Linked DNA regions of Homo sapiens: regions 2 and 3 are each linked to region 1. A link is a loop called in an ENCODE intact Hi-C map of the cell type or tissue named here. Cell type or tissue: endothelial cell of umbilical vein. All regions are shown on one strand. Links, peaks and the distances in the headings refer to the core of each region. The heading gives the core; the rest is flanking DNA. Region 1 has its middle 11 kb from the start of CLEC7A. Region 2 overlaps CD69 (CD69 molecule). Region 3 overlaps CLEC9A (C-type lectin domain containing 9A).

Region 1 (6,813 bases), core at 1,198-6,197:
ATGTCTACATCTTCTAATTCTAACCTCTGAGTTGGTTTTGATTATTATTCTCCCCATTATGGGTCATATTTTTGTAACTCTTTGCATGCCTGCTGATCTTTGATTGAAAGCCAGACATTGTTCATTTTACCTTGGTCGATACTAAATAGGTTTGTGCTCCTATGAGTTTTATTATGAGATATGTTTAAGTTTCATAGAAACAGTGTGACGTTTCTGTTATTGTTTTTATGATAGGCAATATTAAAGAATTTCTCATTCTGGGGCTTAATTATTTCCCACTATGAAGGCAAGAGTTTCTGAATATCCTACTGAAAGCCTCACTGAACTATGATCTTTTCCAGCCTTGATGTTGGGAAAGGGCACTGTTCCTTGCTGTGTGTGAGCACTGGGAAGTGTTTTCTCTAATCAGTTTGGATGTTTCTTTCCTTGGACCCTCTGGTAGCTCCTCACACTTGTGCTTTGATCTGAACTCTGCTGAGTCCTCAAGCAAGATCCTCTGTAGATCTCTGAGTTCTTTCTTGATGCAGCCTACTCTTCTCTTGTACTCTCCTCTGAACTCTGTTTGCCTTTTTCTTCTCTGGCTTTCAGCTTTATATATCTTTAATCCATGGAGTTTACTAGCCTCATCCTCAGTTCCCCTTCCCTGTGTGTGGCCTGGAAACATTCTAAACTTGGTAAGCTAGGGCGATTATAGAGCTCACCTTGCTTGTTTTCCATCTCTCAGGAATCACTGTCCTTGATTACTTGATAGCCAGTGTTTTAAAAACTATTGCTTTATATATGTATATCCTTTTGTTTGTTTTAATTTGGAAGGTGAATTGAGTCCTTGTTACTCTATTGTGGCTATAAGAAAAAGTTCAAGATAACTATTTTGTAATTAGGTATTTAAGCTTCTCTTTCTGTTAGGGCTACTGATATCATTGAACAAAGATAAGTTGAACTGAGAGTATCCCTGGGGAAAAAAATTGTACTTCAATACTGAAAGATGGATTCTTGACTTTGTGTCTGGTAGTTTCTATTTCAAAGTTGATGACAGAGCTATCTTCTTTAGCCAAGCTGATAGTGCCTGTGAGTCATTGCCCATTCGCCCTTACTATTTCTGTCTTCAATCCTTATAGACACTGGTGCATTATTTTCTTAAACCTTAGATTCAGAGGCAATTGCCATGATCTGATCTATCCTGGGGATAACTCTTTCTATTAGTTCATATACTGCTTTTTGATCCCAACTATATCATTTAAATCAGGGCTACAACTTCAGCTCTTGGCCTGAGGGCTGTTATGTGCATGCTGTGATCTAAGACTAATTTTTACATTTTAAAAGGGTTATTAAAAATATGTGCAGCAAAGACTGAAAGTGGACTGCAAAATCTAAAATGGTTACCCTCTCTCCCTTTTCAGAAGATATTTACTGACTCCTGATGTAAATAAACTATTGTTCATGCATGCATTTCTGTAATGAGAAATAAATATGATAGTTAAGCACAAGGGCTCTGAAGTTGAACTGAGTTCAAATCCCAGTTAATTACTGAACATTTCTGTTGTCTAAGGCAAGCTATGTACCCTCTTAATGCCTTGAAGTTCTCAACTGAAAGAGGAATACCACTAATAGCTACCTCAGAGATATTTGAGGATTTAATGGAATGATGTTTATAAAGTCCTTCACAATGTGCCTAGAATTTGGTAAGAGTTCAAGAAATGTTAGCTACTCATATATTTGTTTAATTTTTTTTATCTTCTTAAGGCCCTATAAATATTCTGGTTTTGATTGTCGATTCTTAAGTTCTTAGAACATATTGGTCAAATAATCTAAAGGACCTGTTAATTAGGTTTAATTGCACTGGTAAACATTGCTTTGGATTCTTTGTTGTTGTTGTTGTTAAAATAGCATGCTGTGGAACATATCCTGACTTGGCCCTTCTTTTACTAACCATAAAAAGTAACATCCAGCATTTCTGCAGTTTTTTTTTTTTTAATTGTGGAGATTTGTCTGAGGTTTATTGGGGCTCTGAAAGAAAACTTGAGTTGGTATGGGAACAGATGGTATATAAGTGAATGTAATTTCAAATATCCAATTACCTTAGAGTATTTCATACAGTAAACTTTGGGCTGTGCTGGCTTAGCAGAATGTGTATACTTTCCTGAATTTATTGTTTAAGGTTTTTTTGTTTGTTTTGTTTTTGGTTTTTTGCTTGTTTATTTATTTATTTATTTTTTTGAGACAGAGTCTCACTTAGCCATCCAGGCTGGAGTGCAGTGGCGTGATCTTGGTTCAATGCAACCACTATCTCCTGGGTTCAAGCGATTCTCCCATCTCAGCCTCCCGAGTAGCTGGGATTACAAGCACCCGCCATCATGCATGGCTAATTTTTGTATTTTAGTAGAGACAGGGTTTCACCATGTTGACCAGGCTGGTCTTGAACTCCTGACCTCAGGTGATCCGTCCGCCTTGGCCTCCCAAAGTGCTAGGATTACAGGCGTGAGTCACCACGCCAGGCCTGTTCAAGTTTTTAAAATGTAACAAGTAAAATGAGCAAATTTAAGACATTCCATCTTTATATTAATATCTTCAAATGTACTTCCTTTGCATCTGTGTTTATCTCCCAGATCCTCTTAATCTCCACTTTTCCATGATCCCCCTCATCCCATGATGGATAACACCTGTAAAAATGTGCCATTTTTACTGATGGAGTACTCGTTTCCTGGAAGTAAATTAAAAATATATGGGTATATTTTTAATATTATTCTTTACATATGCATATATTTTAATTGTTATTCATATATATATAAAAGAATTGAGGAGTTCTAAGCATTGACAGAGTTGGGAAGCACAGAATTAAGTAGGAGTATCATCCATCTGACTTGTATGTGGACCATAAGGAAATCTGAGGGCTTTGATAATTATTAAACTGAACTTTGGTGACAACACAGTTAAATTTAATGGTCCATGTTATATTCCAACAAACAGTCAAATGTCTCAGATCTTCCCTAGTTCTTTTACTCCTTTAACAGCACAGCTGATAGATAATTTGTATCTCAACTCTCAGATAACATACAATCCAATAGCAATATTATAAATAATTCAAATTCAGTAAAGCATCCTATAATACTGATAGCAGAAATCTATCTCAGTATATTCATAAATATCAAATTGTCTGCCTTCGGTAAGCTTATACAACACTGTCTTATTTATTTACAATAAATACCAAACCTTTTACAAATTAAAATAATTACTTATGCCTGTCTTATTACTTTGTTATATTTTGAAAATGCTACAGGATATCTACTATGTACTTTTTTTTTTTTTTGAGACAAGGTCTTGCTCTGTTGCCCAGGCTGGAATGCAGTGGCACGATCTTGGTTCACTGAAACCTCCGCCTCCTGGGTTCCAGCTATTCTTGTGCCTCAGCTTCCCGAGTAGCTGGGACTACAGGCATGTACCACCATGTCAGCTAATTTCTGTATTTTTAGTAGAGATAGGGTTTCACCATGTTGGCCAGGCTGGTCTCGAACTCCTGGCCTCAAGCAATCAACCCACATGGGCCACCCAAAGTGCTGGGATTACAGGTGTTAGGCACTGCACCTGACCAGCTGTGTAATTTTTAAAAGGCTGAATATATACTTCAGTAAGTTAGATAAAAAATAACAACTTCAGATATTTTGATTTCCCCTTCACTCTTATTTTTACAAAGATATATGGATTAGAATTGTTTTTTTCTCATTTTTGGTTTATTCATTAATTAATTCATTTATTTATCAACGCTCTAGTGAATACCTTCTTTCTTTAGTGCTAACAGGGTTGACAGTAATGAATATACTTAGAACCTGTTCTCATGGTGCCTACAGTGTGGTATGGAGGAAGAAAATAAACAAATTAAAAATAGCTAGCTATATGATCTTATTCATCCATTTAATGTAGTCAGTGCATCACTCTAGGCACTGGGAGTTGGTACTGAGCAAGATATGTTCCCTTCTTTCTAGGAACTGATGGTGGCAGAAATTTAAAATTAAAAATAAATGTACATGGTAATTATTGAACTCTAACAGGTGATCTTAATAGAAGCTAACTCCTAATGATGATAATTCCTTAGGAATGAAGAACCATAGATGCCTTTTAGCAGAATGAAAGTGCCATTTTTATTATGAGACAGGTCTAGCCTGCAGAAATTTTTCAGTTTTACTTGCAAATGAATAAAATAGATTAAATTCCTCTAACTTACCTTGAAATTCCTAAAACGAAGCAGCAGATGGCACCGTCACCTCATTCATGCCTGCTGATTTTGCCACATCATTTTGGTTAACTCATGCTGGCTTAGCTGAGCTCAAACACCACAAGGAATCTATTTTTATCAGTTTTTCTGTACTTACCTTATTTGCCATACAAGGATCCCAACAGAGATTTAAGACCCATTATCATTTTACTGGTGAAGAAGCAAGCATAGAAAATTAAACAATATATCTAAAGTCATACAGTCCATCAGTGACAGAGTCAGAAGCAGCAATGCCACATGCTGCATTTACTGGGTAGAACGTAGACTCTGAAATTCCAAGCTCTACAAGTAACTTGAAGTTTTTTCCTTCTTATGTAATTTAATTCACCTATATTGAGCTGTTTCTTTTATTTATTTATTTATTTATTTTGTTTCGAGGTGAGGTCTCGCTCTGTTGCCCAGGCTGGAGTGCAATTGTGCAATCTCTGCCTCCCGTGTTCAAGCAATTCTCTCACCTCAGCCTCCCGAGTAGCTGGGATTACAGGGGCGTGCCACCATTCCTGGCTAATTTTTGTATTTTCAGTAGAGATGGGGTTTTACCATGTTGGCCAGGCTGGTCTCGAACTCCTGACCTCAGGTTATCCACCCACCTAGACTTCCCAAAGTGCTTAGATTATAGGTGTGAGCCACTGTGTCCACCTTTTTTTTTTGTTGTTTGCTTTTTTAGACAGAGTCTTACTCTGTTGCCCAGGCTGGAGTGTAGTGTCAGGATCTCAGCTCACTGCAGCCTCCTCTGCCTCCCGGATTCAAAGGATTCATGCTTCAACCTCCCGAGCAGCTGGGATTACGGGCCTGTACCACCATGCCCTGCTAATTTTTGTATTTTTAGTAGAGATGGGGTTTTGCCATGTTGGCCAGGCTGGTCTTGAACACCTGGCCTCAAGTGATCTGCCCGCCTCGGCCTCCGAAAGTGCTGGGATTACAGGTGTGAGCCACTGTGCCCGGCCTGTTACCCCTCTTTTAAAAAGTGAATGGAATTTGTCAGGTGACTAGCTTCCAAATATTTTCATTGCTCAATTGCTTTTTTTCTAAATGAAATTGTATATAAAATTTCCACCTATCAAAAAAGCAACATCAGAGATGCTCTGGTTGAATCAATATTGGGACAGTCCAGAGACCTTCCTGTTTGGCCTGTCCTGCATCACATTCTGCTGTATTTTTCTACTAAAGATGATGCTGAGTTATAGGATACAGAACTGAAACATGGATGTCCAATAAAGTAACAAAAGTGAATGCAATGGAACACAGAGCCGCTATGGGTAAAATAAAGAGGGATGACCCACAGGTAACCTAAAGCAAACAAATAAACATACACAGCTGAATTTTGCTTCCTATGCCATTTTTTTTCTTGACTCCCACATTTGGAGATGCTTTTTCTTCTCTTCCAAGGTTTCTCCATTTGTACCCACGACAGGAACTGTCTATTTCGAGGGTAGATTTTACCTCCATGCCATTGCTCAAGAGTCTCCTGAAACTATCTCCTGCAGTCAAGATGAAAATGGCCAATTTGGGACTCAGTGTCCTTGGTCAACTGCCTTGTTCTTGCTTCTTCCATTTTATCTCACTGAACCCCAGGACTCCTTTTCCCAGCTACTAGGGAGGCTGACGAAGGAGAATCGCTTGAACCCGGGAGGCAGAGTTTGTGGTGAGCCAAGATGGCGCCACTGCACTCCAGCCTGGGCAGAAGAGTGAGATTCCATCCCTCCGAAAAAAGACAATTCAAAATTCAAGTAAATGATAAGTTTAAAAATACCAAAACTTGGTTTCAGGATTAATTCTAAAATTCATTTAATTGAATTTTTCTCTGATTGTACTCTTGAAAAAGAAGTAAGTGTAATATCGTATTGAAATGGTCAGAAGAAAAGGAGGGAGGAGAAGAAATAACACTTTTTTAAAAAAAGAGGACATAGAAAACTTATAAATAGGCTGTTTATTTATTGTATATGAAATTTACTTATAAACTCATAAATAGCCTATTTATAAGTTTTCTATGTCCACCTTTTCAAGGAAAAGGAGTCCTGGGGTTCAGTGAGTTAAACTGGAAGAAGCAGGAACAAGGCAGTTGACCAAGGACATTGAGTCCCAAACTGACCATTTTCATTTTGACTGCCCGAGATAGTTTCAGGAGACCCTTGAGCAATGGGCATGGGGGTAAAATCCACCCTTGAAATAGACTGTCCCTGTTGTGGGTACAAACGGGATTACAGGCACCTGCCACCACACCCAGCTAATTTTTGTATTTTTAGTAGAGACAGGGTTTCACCATGTTGGCCAGGCTGGTCTCGAACTCCTGACCTCAAGAGATCTGCCTACCTCAGCCTCTCAAACTGCTGAGATTACAGGCGTGAGCCACCACCCCCAGCCTGAATTGCCTTTTTTTCTTCCTATTTCCTTCTCAACATTATTTCTAGGTTCCTTACCTTATCACAAAACCTCCATGTGTATCTTCTACACTGTTCTTTCCATTTTCTCACTACTTAACATACCTGGTTGTACTTCTTTATTTTTTCCTCCTCTCATTGCCATGACTACAATCCCTTCTC
Region 2 (6,813 bases), core at 1,244-6,243, 390 kb after region 1:
ATGTTTCTTCATGCTCTGAGGACTGGGTTGGCTACCAGAGGAAATGCTACTTTATTTCTACTGTGAAGAGGAGCTGGACTTCAGCCCAAAATGCTTGTTCTGAACATGGTGCTACTCTTGCTGTCATTGATTCTGAAAAGGACATGGTAAGAATAAAAAAAAGATAAAATACTACTATTTTAATTCATATGGCTAATCAGTGCTTTCCTTCCGTTTCTAAGTGGAGAAAACAAACAAACAAACAAACATTGTACCTATTTCAGATGTAGGAAAATGTCATCCCAGAGAACCATATGATCAGCCTGAGGTCAAAATGAGATTTAATTTAATCTTTTAAATTTGATTTGATTGCTTAGCTTCAAAGACCAGAAATCCAAATATGCTGATCCTATATAGAATGAGTACATGGTCAGATAAGCTGTCATGCCTCAAGTTGCAGCTTTTGAGAAACAGGATTTACTATCTACTTCCCCAGAAGGGTGTTTAATGTAACAAACTCCTTTGTGCTTTCTTTAAGAACTTTCTAAAACGATACGCAGGTAGAGAGGAACACTGGGTTGGACTGAAAAAGGAACCTGGTCACCCATGGAAGTGGTCAAATGGCAAAGAATTTAACAACTGGTAAGTCTCCAGAAGTCTCTTTATATTCCCCAGGGTGGCATCTCAGGAAAATCACTTTCCTTTTCTCCTTTCAAAGCACTTTAAATATAAAGGCTGAGCTCTTCAAGAGCTCTAACAATCTCTTCTGAATGCGTATACTCTGGAATTCTTTAATAACAGGCTTTATTATTATTCTTTTTCTTTATCCACACTTATAATACATAAAATAAATGCTTATAGTAATTTTTCTCAGCAAACTCTAATGTGAGTAGTAGATCTGGTTAATTTGGAAATATTTCAATAATAATTATGATGATGCAACAAAAACCCATTTTCAATGTCACATTTAGTCTTTACTAATAAGACAGTTGCTGGAAAATAAATCCTTCTTACTATTTCTCAGTTTTCATCTCCACAGAATAAAGAATAGTTTCAATGCCTAATTATGAGTTTCTATACACCTGAAAGAAAATTTGCCCCAGAATTAGATACTCTATTTTCATTACCTTTAGTTAAAATACATTTAATGTTTGAAGATCATTTTATAAGTTTGCTGTTGATCATAATACTGATAAAGTATCGAGATTAAAATTCAGGTTTCTAGAAAAGGGATTCCTAATATTTGTCCTATGGCTCCATATCCACAGATGGGCTTCAGGAGCCATAAACCCCTTAAAGCTGTATGCACTAGTATGCATGGCTGTTGAATGCATACAATTTTGTGAAATTATTTATTGAAAAATCTATGAACTCAGAAATGACCAAGAATCACTTATCTGGTGCCATGCCAACCAAATGAATGGCGTGCTTTCCTCTTACTTCCATATTTTTTCTCCACATCCTATTTTTTTTTCAATTCTTGTCCATTGTCTCTACAGATTAGTCTATGATTATTTGACTTGTGTATCCCACTAAGAATTTAAAAGAAGCAGAGGTCACCATCTCCGAGTTCATTCTCATGTAACTGAATGAAAACAATGAGCTGAAAATAATTCTAAGTTTTTTTATTGTTTGACAGGTTCAACGTTACAGGGTCTGACAAGTGTGTTTTTCTGAAAAACACAGAGGTCAGCAGCATGGAATGTGAGAAGAATTTATACTGGATATGTAACAAACCTTACAAATAATAAGGAAACATGTTCACTTATTGACTATTATAGAATGGAACTCAAGGAAATCTGTGTCAGTGGATGCTGCTCTGTGGTCCGAAGTCTTCCATAGAGACTTTGTGAAAAAAAATTTTATAGTGTCTTGGGAATTTTCTTCCAAACAGAACTATGGAAAAAAAGGAAGAAATTCCAGGAAAATCTGCACTGTGGGCTTTTATTGCCATGAGCTAGAAGCATCACAGGTTGACCAATAACCATGCCCAAGAATGAGAAGAATGACTATGCAACCTTTGGATGCACTTTATATTATTTTGAATCCAGAAATAATGAAATAACTAGGCGTGGACTTACTATTTATTGCTGAATGACTACCAACAGTGAGAGCCCTTCATGCATTTGCACTATTGGAAGGAGTTAGATGTTGGTACTAGATACTGAATGTAAACAAAGGAATTATGGCTGGTAACATAGGTTTTTAGTCTAATTGAATCCCTTAAACTCAGGGAGCATTTATAAATGGACAAATGCTTATGAAACTAAGATTTGTAATATTTCTCTCTTTTTAGAGAAATTTGCCAATTTACTTTGTTATTTTTCCCCAAAAAGAATGGGATGATCATGTATTTATTTTTTTACTTCCTCAGCTGTAGACAGGTCCTTTTCGATGGTACATATTTCTTTGCCTTTATAATCTTTTATACAGTGTCTTACAGAGAAAAGACATAAGCAAAGACTATGAGGAATATTTGCAAGACATAGAATAGTGTTGGAAAATGTGCAATATGTGATGTGGCAAATCTCTATTAGGAAATATTCTGTAATCTTCAGACCTAGAATAATACTAGTCTTATAATAGGTTTGTGACTTTCCTAAATCAATTCTATTACGTGCAATACTTCAATACTTCATTTAAAATATTTTTATGTGCAATAAAATGTATTTGTTTGTATTTTGTGTTCAGTACAATTATAAGCTGTTTTTATATATGTGAAATAAAAGTAGAATAAACACAATGGTTTCCAAGAAAGTTCATTCCTTCAAAATACATTAAAAAGTATATACTATATGAGAAAGCAGAAAACAGTTACTATAACTTAGGAAAAAATCCCATGTAGAGTAAAACCCTTAGTTTTATAATAGCTTATACATATCAAATTGTTTTCATATGCTTATATGCTAAAGGGTGTATGTATCCATATCCATTTTTCTGTATATAGCAGATGCTCTGTAATAATTACTCCTCATAGTCAATGCTCTGAAAGTATCTTGTTCAATTCTGAGGTGCTACATACACTTTAGTTATTTATGTAAAATAATTCAATATATAGAAAAGAGGCATAATCTTCATGGGATATTTCAATCAGCAAAAAACTCAATGATGTAGTTTGGATGTGTGTCCCTGCCCAAATCTCATGTCGCATTGTAATCCCCTTTGTTGGAGGTGGGGCCTGGTGGGAGGTGATTACATCATGGGAGCGAATCTCTCATGAATGGTTTAGCATCATCCTCTTGATGGTCTCCTTGCACCTGAGTGAGTTCTCAGGAGATCTGGTCTTTTCAAAGTGTGCAGCACTTTCTCTCTCTCTCTCTCTCTTTCTCTCTCTCTTTCCTGCTTTCTCCATGTGACATGCCTGCTCCCACTCCACTTCACCTTCCAACATACATAAAAGCTCCCTAAGCTTCCGCGGAAGCTGAGCAGTGTCAGCATTATGCTTGTAAAAACTGCAGAACCGTAAGCCAATTAAGCCTTTTTTCTTTATAAATTACCCAGTCTCAGATATTTTTATAGCAATGCAAGAATAGCCTAATACATTTGATTACCTTCAAAATTGTTTTATAAATGTAATTTGCAATATTCTTCTCTGCTTGTTGGAAATGTATGATGTGTATGGTATCTCTAAACTATTGGCAAACGGCAAACAGAAATGTGGATTTCAGACACTGCTTAGTGAAAAATAATGACCTCTGTGCTCCTGAGTTCCCACAGCTGTGGGAAAAAAGAAACAAGCAGCCTCCTAGCGGTAATATTCTATCATTACCAACAATCTACTCCCGAGTCATCTTAGAAAACAATGTCTTGCGATTAATATTTTAGTTATAACATATTTTTATGTGCATAAATCTAATCAAATTATGAAAATTGAGAGCAAGCTTAAAAATATTTCTATATTAGTATGACACAATTTTTAAGTCATTGAATACTGACTGTATCACCTAACAATTCAATGAATTTTATCATTTTTACAAATAATTTTATTGAATCCCTATAATTATGTGAAATGAGCAGCTGATGTATTTCCCTTTCCAGAGGAAGAAGTTGAAATTATGTTGAAAAAGCGACGCAAAACACGGATAACAGAGTTATTTTTTACACATAATTTGAAGTCATTTTATTCATAAGGACAACTGTTTTCTTTAAATAGATAAAAAATATACAATTCTTAAAGGGAATAATGTTATTATTTAAAGTATGACTCTACTTGCAAGTGACCAATGACAAATATAAAAAATGGGTTTGTCTCAAGAACCCCTCCTGCCCCCGGCTAAGTCCCCTGTTACAAAAGTTGCAGTGCCATCTAGTGGTTATACGAGATTACTGCACTTCTGTTTTAAGGATCCTACAAAACATCTATGTGGAGCGTGGAGCTGCTGAGACCCAAAGCACGGGGGCCAGACCGCCCGAGTTTCATCTCTGCCACGCGCGGGCTGACTAGCTATTTTATCAGAACTCGTTCAAAATTCAGCTAAAATTAGTTAGATGTTAAATTAGTTAGTACATGAAAACAAACTTAAAACATTATCTGGCTCCCTAGTACACCATAGGCATGTATTAAATACTCATGATGATTATTAGAACTAGAAACACTATGTCTTCAAACTTCCAGTATTGGCATAAAGCCGCGTTTCTACACGACATGTCTATTTCTACGTAATATATCTTATTTGTATTTGTTTTTGGAAAGCCTTTTAAAAATTTCATTTCACAAGTTATAAGTAAGCACCTACTACTATGGTGGACACCAGAGTTAAAATACTCAGCAAATTCCGCATGGCAACTGGCCTTGTGGAATTCGTGGTCTATTTGTAAAACAAACAACAAGATGAATTGACATGGTGTGATGAATGTTATAATAGGAAAAACGTAGGGTGCTATGGAAGCATATTAAAGATATACTCCTGTATTCAAACCTTTAGCTAATTATCAAAATTTTAACTCTGTAGGCTACATTCATCTTGGATAGTTACATAAATATGTGTAAAATAAAACTATCAGTTATCCGTGTTTTGCGTTGCTTTTTCAACATAATTTCAATTTCTTCCTCTGGAAAGGGGAATACATCAGCTGCACATTTCACATAATTGTAGGGATTGGATAAAACTTTTTAAAAAGGCTAAAATGCCATTGAACTGTTAGGTGCTATAGTCAGTATTCAACTACTTAAAAATTGTATGATACTAATATAGAAATGATATTTTTAAGCTTGCTGTCAATTTTCATAATTTGATTAGATTTTGCACATGAAAATGTATTATAACTGAAATTAAAATGTAAATGATTTTTCAGGGAAAAATATTGGGAAATATATGACCAGAACGACTGCTGGTGATGGTGTAAACTGGTTTCCTTTACCCTTTGGAAAGCAGCTTGACAATACTTACTGGGGAGGGAGGGAGATTTTAAAGAAATAATCTTGGATGTGCAAGACATAACCACAAAAATGTTTATCAAAGGGATATTTCTAGTAGTGAAAAATCAGAAGCTACCTAATTGTCCAAAACCAAAGATTTAGTTAAATAAATATAATGCTCCTACATGATGAAATGCTATCCCAACATTAAAAAATAATGAAGAACATTTATGTATATGAAAGAATACTCAAACTATTATTGCTGCTAGTTTAAAATAATATATACAATAGGATTATTTCCTGTTCAATATTAAATATACAAAACATGTTTTATATTTCTATATGCTGACAGAAAGTAAAACTACTAAAGTAAACACAGTGGTTTTCCCTGAGGAGGAGGAATATAGGAAGTATTTATTTTCTTTATGTTTTTCTATAATTTTGGATCTCTTTCTTTCTTTCCTTTCTTTTTCTTTTCTCTTTTTTCTTTCTTTCTTTCTTCTTTTTTTCCTTTTTTTTTTTTTTCCGAGTCTCACTCTGTCGCCCAGGCTGGAATGCTGTGGCTCGATCTCCGCTCACTGCAGCTTCTGCCTCCCGGGTTCAAGCAATTCTCCTGCCTCAGCGTCCCGGGTAGCTGGGATTACAGGCGCGCACCACCACGCCCGGCTAATTTTTGTATTTTTAGTAGAGACGGGGTTTCACCATGTTGGCCAAGCTGGTCTCGAACGCCTGACGTCAAGTGATCCGCCGGCTTCAGACTCTCAAAGTGCCGGGATTACCCGCGTGAGCCACCGCGCCCGGCCAATTTTGAATTTTCCTATAATGAAATTATTTTATTCTTAAGAAAAAGTGTTTTCTTTAAATAGATACAAATATATAATTCTTAAAGGGAATAGTTTTATTATTTAAAGCATGACTCTACTGTCTGGTGACCAATTACAAATACGAAAAATGAGTTTATTTCAAGAACCCCTCCTGCCTGTCTTAAAGATCTCTGTTGCAAAAGCTGCAGTGCCATCTAGTGACTGTATGAGATTACTGCACTTCTGTGTTAAGTCATTGTCAAAGGACATTAAAAAATAATTTCTTGCTGGCTATAATTAACAATAATATATTGCACATTTCAAAATCGCGAAGCAAATAAATTTCAAATGTTCTCACAATGAAAAATTATAAGTATTTGATGGTGATTGATATGGTAATTAGCTTGACTGAATCATTCCACATTGTGTACAAATAACACTACATTATACCCCACAAATAGATACAATTATAATTTGTCAATTTACAATAAATTTTTAAAATATATCTTGGTTATTTTTTACACTCAAGTGGCTTGTGTGTGTGTGGATGATGATTCTTGGTTTCTTTTGTGGAAAGATGTGGCAGTCACCACTCTCTCAACACTACATTTTGTATTTTTTCTAGTTATAAAGGAAATGGCATAATCTAGAAAAGTAAAACTTAACCTTTGA
Region 3 (6,813 bases), core at 771-5,770, 73 kb after region 1:
GATCTTCTCAAAGGACTGCAAAGAATTGAAGCGTTGTGTCTGTGAGAGAAGGGCAGGAATGGTGAAGCCAGAGAGCCTCCATGTCCCCCCTGAAACATTAGGCGAAGGTGACTGATTCGCCCTCTGCAACTACAAATAGCAGAGTGAGCCAGGCGGTGCCAAAGCAAGGGCTAGTTGAGACATTGGGAAATGGAACATAATCAGGAAAGACTATCTCTCTGACTAGTACAAAATGGGTTCTCGTGTTTCCTGTTCAGGATCACCAGCATTTCTGAGCTTGGGTTTATGCACGTATTTAACAGTCACAAGAAGTCTTATTTACATGCCACCAACCAACCTCAGAAACCCATAATGTCATCTGCCTTCTTGGCTTAGAGATAACTTTTAGCTCTCTTTCTTCTCAATGTCTAATATCACCTCCCTGTTTTCATGTCTTCCTTACACTTGGTGGAATAAGAAACTTTTTGAAGTAGAGGAAATACATTGAGGTAACATCCTTTTCTCTGACAGTCAAGTAGTCCATCAGAAATTGGCAGTCACTTCCCAGATTGTACCAGCAAATACACAAGGAATTCTTTTTGTTTGTTTCAGTTCATACTAGTCCCTTCCCAATCCATCAGTAAAGACCCCATCTGCCTTGTCCATGCCGTTTCCCAACAGGGATGTCACTTGATATGAGAATCTCAAATCTCAATGCCTTATAAGCATTCCTTCCTGTGTCCATTAAGACTCTGATAATTGTCTCCCCTCCATAGGAATTTCTCCCAGGAAAGAAATATATCCCCATCTCCGTTTCATATCAGAACTACCGTCCCCGATATTCCCTTCAGAGAGATTAAAGACCAGAAAAAAGTGAGCCTCTTCATCTGCACCTGTAATAGTTTCAGTTCCTATTTTCTTCCATTGACCCATATTTATACCTTTCAGGTACTGAAGATTTAATAATAATAAATGTAAATACTGTGAAGTGTGTGTGATTTTACAATGGACTTATGGTTGGTGGGAAAATTCAGCATGGAAATGCTTTTCAAAATATGATAGCGGTCATTATTTTGATTGTGCCTTACTGAAAGTTTTTGGGGAATTTACAAGAGTACTGATTACATGATTATCTGGAGAAAATAAGATGTCTTTGAAATACGTGTTGGCTTCAAGAAAACAGTTTTAACGTTTTCCTAAAATGAAATCTTTTGAGGTGAGCTTATGGCATCAACACATGGTTGATGAGGAAGCTGAGTTGCATTAGTGCACATGATTTCCAGTCAGGTCATGGGAAATGAACAGAGACAGTGACATCTTTGTAGCTGCTCCTTTGTGAGGCACTTCTTTCTTGAGACGACTCCATGCACAAATATAACAGGGATCATTGGGAATGACACCATCACAGCCACCAAGTTTATTGGTTTACTGATAAATCAATTTTGAGGGTTTTATGCTAGAAAAGATAACATTATAAATCTTTGTTTTTCAACAGTGGAAACTGAGGTGCTTCAGTTTTGTTTTTCATAAACATCTATCTCATGGTAAAATGACGTATAGTAGCAATCATATGATAGAAAGAACACATTGGTGCTCATTTTCATAAACTTCATTTTGTTAGATTGTCACTTAGCAAAGACTATTGCGGATTCTTCCTTGAGAACTTTCCTTTCAATTTTCTGTTGATTTCCTTAAAATTTTCTTCAGGGTCGAGCAAGTTCTGTTGATATATTGTGTCATGCAAAGAAAACTGTATTTGTGGTTAGAAAATGAAGATTTTAGACCTCTTATTCTGATTTACTTATTAGGCAAGTCACTTTACTTCATGAAACCTATTTCACTGCATATGAAGTAGAAATAATTATAATTTCCTCATAATGTTACTGTTAGCTGAAATAAAGTAAATGTGAAATCAGTTTCATAATGTGAACTGCAATAAAAAATGTAAGGGAAGTCAAGAAAATATTTTTAAAAGGATCTAGTGATTTATTTTTAAATATAGGGGCGCACATACACATGCATAAGCAATGTTAAAAAGAAAAAAACTTCAGCTCAATTAAATTTAAAAGAGTTTAATTGAGCAATGACTCATTCACAAATCAGGCAGCCTCCAGAGCCAGAGTAGACTCAGAGGCTCCAGTGCAGCCATGTGGTGGAAGAAGATTTATGGACAGAAAAAGGAAAACGTAGTAAAGAAAACGGAAGTGAGGTACAGAAAAAGCTGGATTGCTTACAGCTCGGAGTTTGCCTTATTTGAACACAATTCAAACAGTTGGCTACATTTGATTGGCCAAAGCACAGTGATTGGCACAAGTATAGACTAGGGTCTGTTTACCCCTCAACTTGTTATAGTTGACATTATGTACAGAGAATCCTTTAAGCTAAACTTAAAATACGTAAAAAGGCAGCGTTAGGCTAAACTTGATTTATTAATAACAACAAACTTCTTTGGAAATCTGTATTTATGAACAAATTGTAGAAGGGCACCTACTTTGGGGAGCTAAGGATTTTATTACCAAATATTTTTGATGATGAGTGCAGATTTTCGATGAAAGTAGTTCATATAATAGGTACATAACAAGAAATGAGAAGTAAGCCTGCAGTTAAGCAATTGTTATGTAAGCCTTGTTGCTACAGAAAGAAAATATGACTGATAGGAGGAAGTCAAATGATTTTGTGGACTAAGCTGTAAAACAGAGACATGCACTCATTTAAGTTTTGACTCCTAGCATCCTATGTGGCTGCAGTCTAGCTCAGGGATGGATGACAAGCCACTCTTTAAGTGCCATTGATGTGAAGGGTCTAGCTGCCTAGAGTGAGTTTTGAATGGTATGTCATTCCAAGTCTGGGACTAAGGGATAGTGTCACTTTAGATTGTGAGGAGGAAAAAATAGCATACATTTGACATACTTCAGCTCCTTCCCTGAGTTTATTCTTCATGTTTCCCCTTAATCCCTTTGTCTTTATAGCAAAACTCACAATATTGATCACAATGTGAACAAACATTTCAAAACAACAGAAAAAAGTGTATAGCATAGCATTCTCACTACACACTTTAGAAAAATGATATTAAGAATAGGACATAATGATAAAGTGAATTTTAAAATCTGATTTGCTAAGAACAATATCCAGTTGAGAATCAGAGAGGGGCACTGTATGAACTGGTTTTTCTGGATGAGGAGACTTTTTTCTTTCTAGGTTCTTGTTTATGTAATTCTGAAGAAATTGCAGGAACAGTCAAACGAGGAGCCCAGCCTTTCCTGGTAGAGCTGAGATCTCCGGTACACAATAAGCTCTTTCTTTTCCTGAGGATATTGAACCAGCTTTCAGGATTTATCAACAGGAAACAGGTCATGAGCCCTGTAACAGCAGGAAGTGTGAGAAGAGTAACGGGGAGCTTTTATTTTGAGGATACAAACACATTATGAACAAGGAGAAAAGTCTAGTAGGTTAGCAGGTTGTCTCTGGGCCAGCTTTAATATTTGGGAGTCAACTCCTCTGTAGAGAGATTCTTACAGTATTTGAAGATTACAAACAAATCAGGATCCTCTGATTTAAAGTCTGCGTGACTTTTGTACACGCTTCATTATATGAATAGATTTTTAGGCTCGAATAGTATCTACTATTATTCTACCAATATTATTATGTATACTTTTTATACATTTAATGTACTTTAACCAAACATGTAAAAAAACTCTTCACATTTGCAGGATAGTTTTATTTTTAGTTTTCTTTTCGTTTGTTTAAGACTAACTTAGAACTCAATGAAAGAGATCTAAGATGCCCAATTCATTGTTGGTGGGACTAGGATATAAGACTGGCATACTCAGTGTTGTATCTGAAAAGCCTTGGTATCCTGGACCAAAAGCAACCTGCAGAGAAGAATCACCCAACTATAGCATCTGTGTGGAAAGTAGCATCGCTGCTGAGGAGATTTGTAGGAGCTGAAGTCAGCTGCGCTGTAGATAAATTCTAATTTGAAAATACTGCATCATACACTACGGGATGACATCAGCTGAAGGATGTTTGCCTTTTGCTTTATTGTACTTCTTAAAGAATGATTATAAGTGCTTCGTATCCTTCCTCTAAACATAGTTCCATGACAATACTTTGAAGAATCTTTAAGGCAAACAGTCTTTGCTAGTAAATTCCACTATTGTTTCTCCTTTATTCCAGGTTATTACATTCAGCTGCCAGCTGTCAGCTGTAAAAATCAAACACAGGAGACAATATATGCTGTGTTTTCTCTGCTATTCTCCTTTTTCAGGTTCTGCAGAAAATTAGAGAAAAATCTCTTTTACTTAAACTCCCACATTTAAACTCTAGGTCAAGGGTAAATAAACAAAAACATGCTCTTCTCATCCTTACACAACCTTACCCATTGTAAAAGGACATTTAGGTAAGAGGATATTTAGTTTCATTTAAATGATTTCCAGTGACTCAGAGAATTAGGTTTTTTTTTTACTTTATATATTTAAGTGATGCCTTTATGCTTAGGAAGAAAAGATGATAATCTAATGAATCTCAGCTCCTCTTTATGAGAAATGAAGAATTAAATAAAATTATACTGAATTAAGCAAATATTTATTGAGAACCTACTATGTGGTACGGCGTTCTTGCAGGGACGTAAGTGGTAACAAGTAATATAATAATAATTAAAGAATCTGTTCTTTCTGTAGATCACAGGGTTCTTTGCTATTAATGGTCTCTAGGGAATAAGATAGTCCATGCTTCAGGGAGTCTACAGACTTAGGGCAGAGAATGTCTATAGATTTATTTGAGGAGAATCCATTAACTTTAAAGCAGATATTCTCTCCAGAGAGTTGCTGACATTTTACACATAAACTTTAACTTCTGAATATCCCTCCAAGAGGAGCAAAAAAAGGGATCATTTTTGCCTGGGATGCACAAATAAAGGTTGATGTGTATAGATGATTGGTGGTGTAGTCCAGAGAACAAAACCAAGCACTGATAGAGTGTTCAACTCTGTGCAAGACTATTCTCAGCACTGACATATATTTACAGTCTACTCCTCACACAATATTTTGGAGTAAGTTCTGCTGTTATTTTACAATGAGGCAATCGAGGCACTGAAAGACGTAATCAAAAGTGTTGGCGTGTTAACCCTGAGGGACCAGACCATGAGCCCTTTGGTTTGCGAATGCCAGGCATGGTCATTGAGAGGAAAGAGGGAATTCACAGAATTCTCTGGAGAACATTCTGATCCTGGCATCCTGACTATTCCTTCTGCTTATGTCAACTTCTAGTAGTTCATCTTTCTAGAAGAAATCAAATCTTAAAAAGTACATTGTCTTACAGGCTGCAGATAGAAGTCTGCCTTTCTTCCAGTTTGGAAATTCGTATCTCTGTTCTTCTATCAGTCTGATAACATAATGCCTGAAAGCCTAGAAAATGCATAGAAAGATCTCACAGACAGTGAGTTTTAAAGGCCAAATTTATTTATTTATTTTAAAAATATTAGTCAGCTGTAACTACATCACCTCCCCCAAAAACATAGATGCGTACCTTGTGTGAAAGTTACAGTCATTCCGGGCTTTAAACAATAAAAATTATTTCCTTGCGTTTGTTCTTAACTCTTCAGGGTTTTGTCTTCTGTAGCTCTAAATAAGTTTTACTCTTGCAATGTGAACAACATCAAATGAAATCTGGACGGTGTGGAAGAATATTCCCAAGTGTATTATTGAGTCCCAGGTTGCTAATTTCATGGCCCACATTTTGGTTTACTGTTCTGTTTTTTTGAGGGGGGGTGGGGGTGGGTTTTCCAATGGCATGCTCCAAATAACAGTGTAATAGAACACTTTGAACACAATTTCTTTCAGACAGAGGATCTCAACGCATACTTCTCACAGATAAAATACTTCCACGTGCTGCAGTTAGACGAAAGAAGGGAATTGCTTTTCACGTATCCACAGACTTGGTTAGCTGACTGGGATCTCTCTGCTGGCAACCTGGAAAAGCAAGTCAACATTTCTGAGGTTAGACTTGGGAGTTTCAGAAATGCTCCTGAGGGTAACTAATGAGAGGTGTGTAGCTGCTTGTTTTGTTTTGTGTTGACACAGCAACTTCCTGTGGTGGTTTCATCCTCCTTCTTCAGTAACTGCTTCTTTCTCTCAATAAAGAATGTTAATATAATTTGAACAAAAACAGCATGTAAAGAAAAAGAAAACATAGATACCCAAAGACAGTCCCTAAATTAGAATCTCTTTGCTGACTCTTAATTTTCAAAATATGAAGGCACCTGATTCTGCTTCTCCATCTCCCCACTGCCATCTGAAAAGCTTAATGTGGAAATAAATAGTTATTCTCTAAACATTAAGCGATACAAAAGAAACACACTTGATAATTATATTATTCATCAGACACTCAAATTGTGAGGTGAATTTTCTATAAGATAATAGAAGCAGGGCTGGGAAGGAGAGAGACTTAGAAGGCATGAAGCTACTCTTAATTTTGTTAGCTTTAATCCCAATTAGCCGCCTGTAACATTATCATGCTGCTTGTCCCTTGGAGAAAATTCATGGTACAAGGTGAAATAAACTTTTGAATTCCCTCATGTTTCTAACTTTTCTTGTAGCATTTCACTCAGAGACTTACAGGCCAGGAGAAGGAGAGGAGCCATCTTGCCAAAGCCAGCGTCCGCTGTGTCCATCCTGAGACAACCCCACCCAGTAATCATAGCTTCCTTTAATCTTCCTCAAGCTGCCAGTGATAAAATCCTATGAGACAAAAATTGAACTGTGAAATGAGAAAAACAAACAAACAAAACTCTAGTGAAATATAAAGTGTGACATTTTGCCTAGCTAGAAATTAATG

What was found. A loop is a pair of places that touch in the nucleus more often than their neighbours do. Peaks named below come from ENCODE experiments on the same cell type or tissue, not always from the same donor. Only the 100,000 strongest peaks of a DNase experiment are listed, where the experiment ranks them.
Region 2: it touches region 1 in a loop (11-fold over the local background); 59 of 110 quality-filtered maps call a loop at or near these places.
Region 3: a loop joins it to region 1, with 7 times the contacts of the local background. A loop is called at or near these places in 3 of 110 quality-filtered maps.

What each region holds. Positions count from the first base shown.
Region 1 is chr12:10,137,644-10,144,456 of GRCh38, reverse strand. No RefSeq gene overlaps it. Among named protein-coding and RNA genes, the nearest start is that of CLEC7A, 11 kb to the right of the region's middle. In endothelial cell of umbilical vein, for the core only: a CTCF peak has its summit at 4,263 (motif pointing right); a DNase peak (open chromatin) is centred at 4,266.
Region 2 is chr12:9,748,395-9,755,207 of GRCh38, reverse strand. CD69 (CD69 molecule) reads left to right here. Exons shown (of 5, transcript NM_001781.2): 3 at 1-146; 4 at 518-621; 5 at 1,619-2,722. The coding sequence ends at 1,727. Among named protein-coding and RNA genes, the nearest start is that of CD69, 9.1 kb to the left of the region's middle. RefSeq lists a silencer at 3,661-3,740 and an enhancer at 4,201-4,495. In endothelial cell of umbilical vein, for the core only: a CTCF peak has its summit at 4,283 (motif pointing left); DNase peaks (open chromatin) are centred at 1,577, 3,727 and 4,277; H3K27ac peaks cover 1,117 bases.
Region 3 is chr12:10,064,635-10,071,447 of GRCh38, reverse strand. CLEC9A (C-type lectin domain containing 9A) reads right to left here. Exons shown (of 9, transcript NM_207345.4): 8 at 6,595-6,716; 9 at 5,417-5,948. The coding sequence ends at 5,816. CLEC1A (C-type lectin domain family 1 member A) reads left to right here. Exons shown (of 6, transcript NM_016511.4): 6 at 1-1,894. The coding sequence ends at 115. Among named protein-coding and RNA genes, the nearest start is that of CLEC1A, 31 kb to the left of the region's middle. In endothelial cell of umbilical vein, for the core only: no CTCF peak of the experiment used is centred there; DNase peaks (open chromatin) are centred at 2,147, 2,677, 3,337 and 4,017; H3K27ac peaks cover 4,136 bases.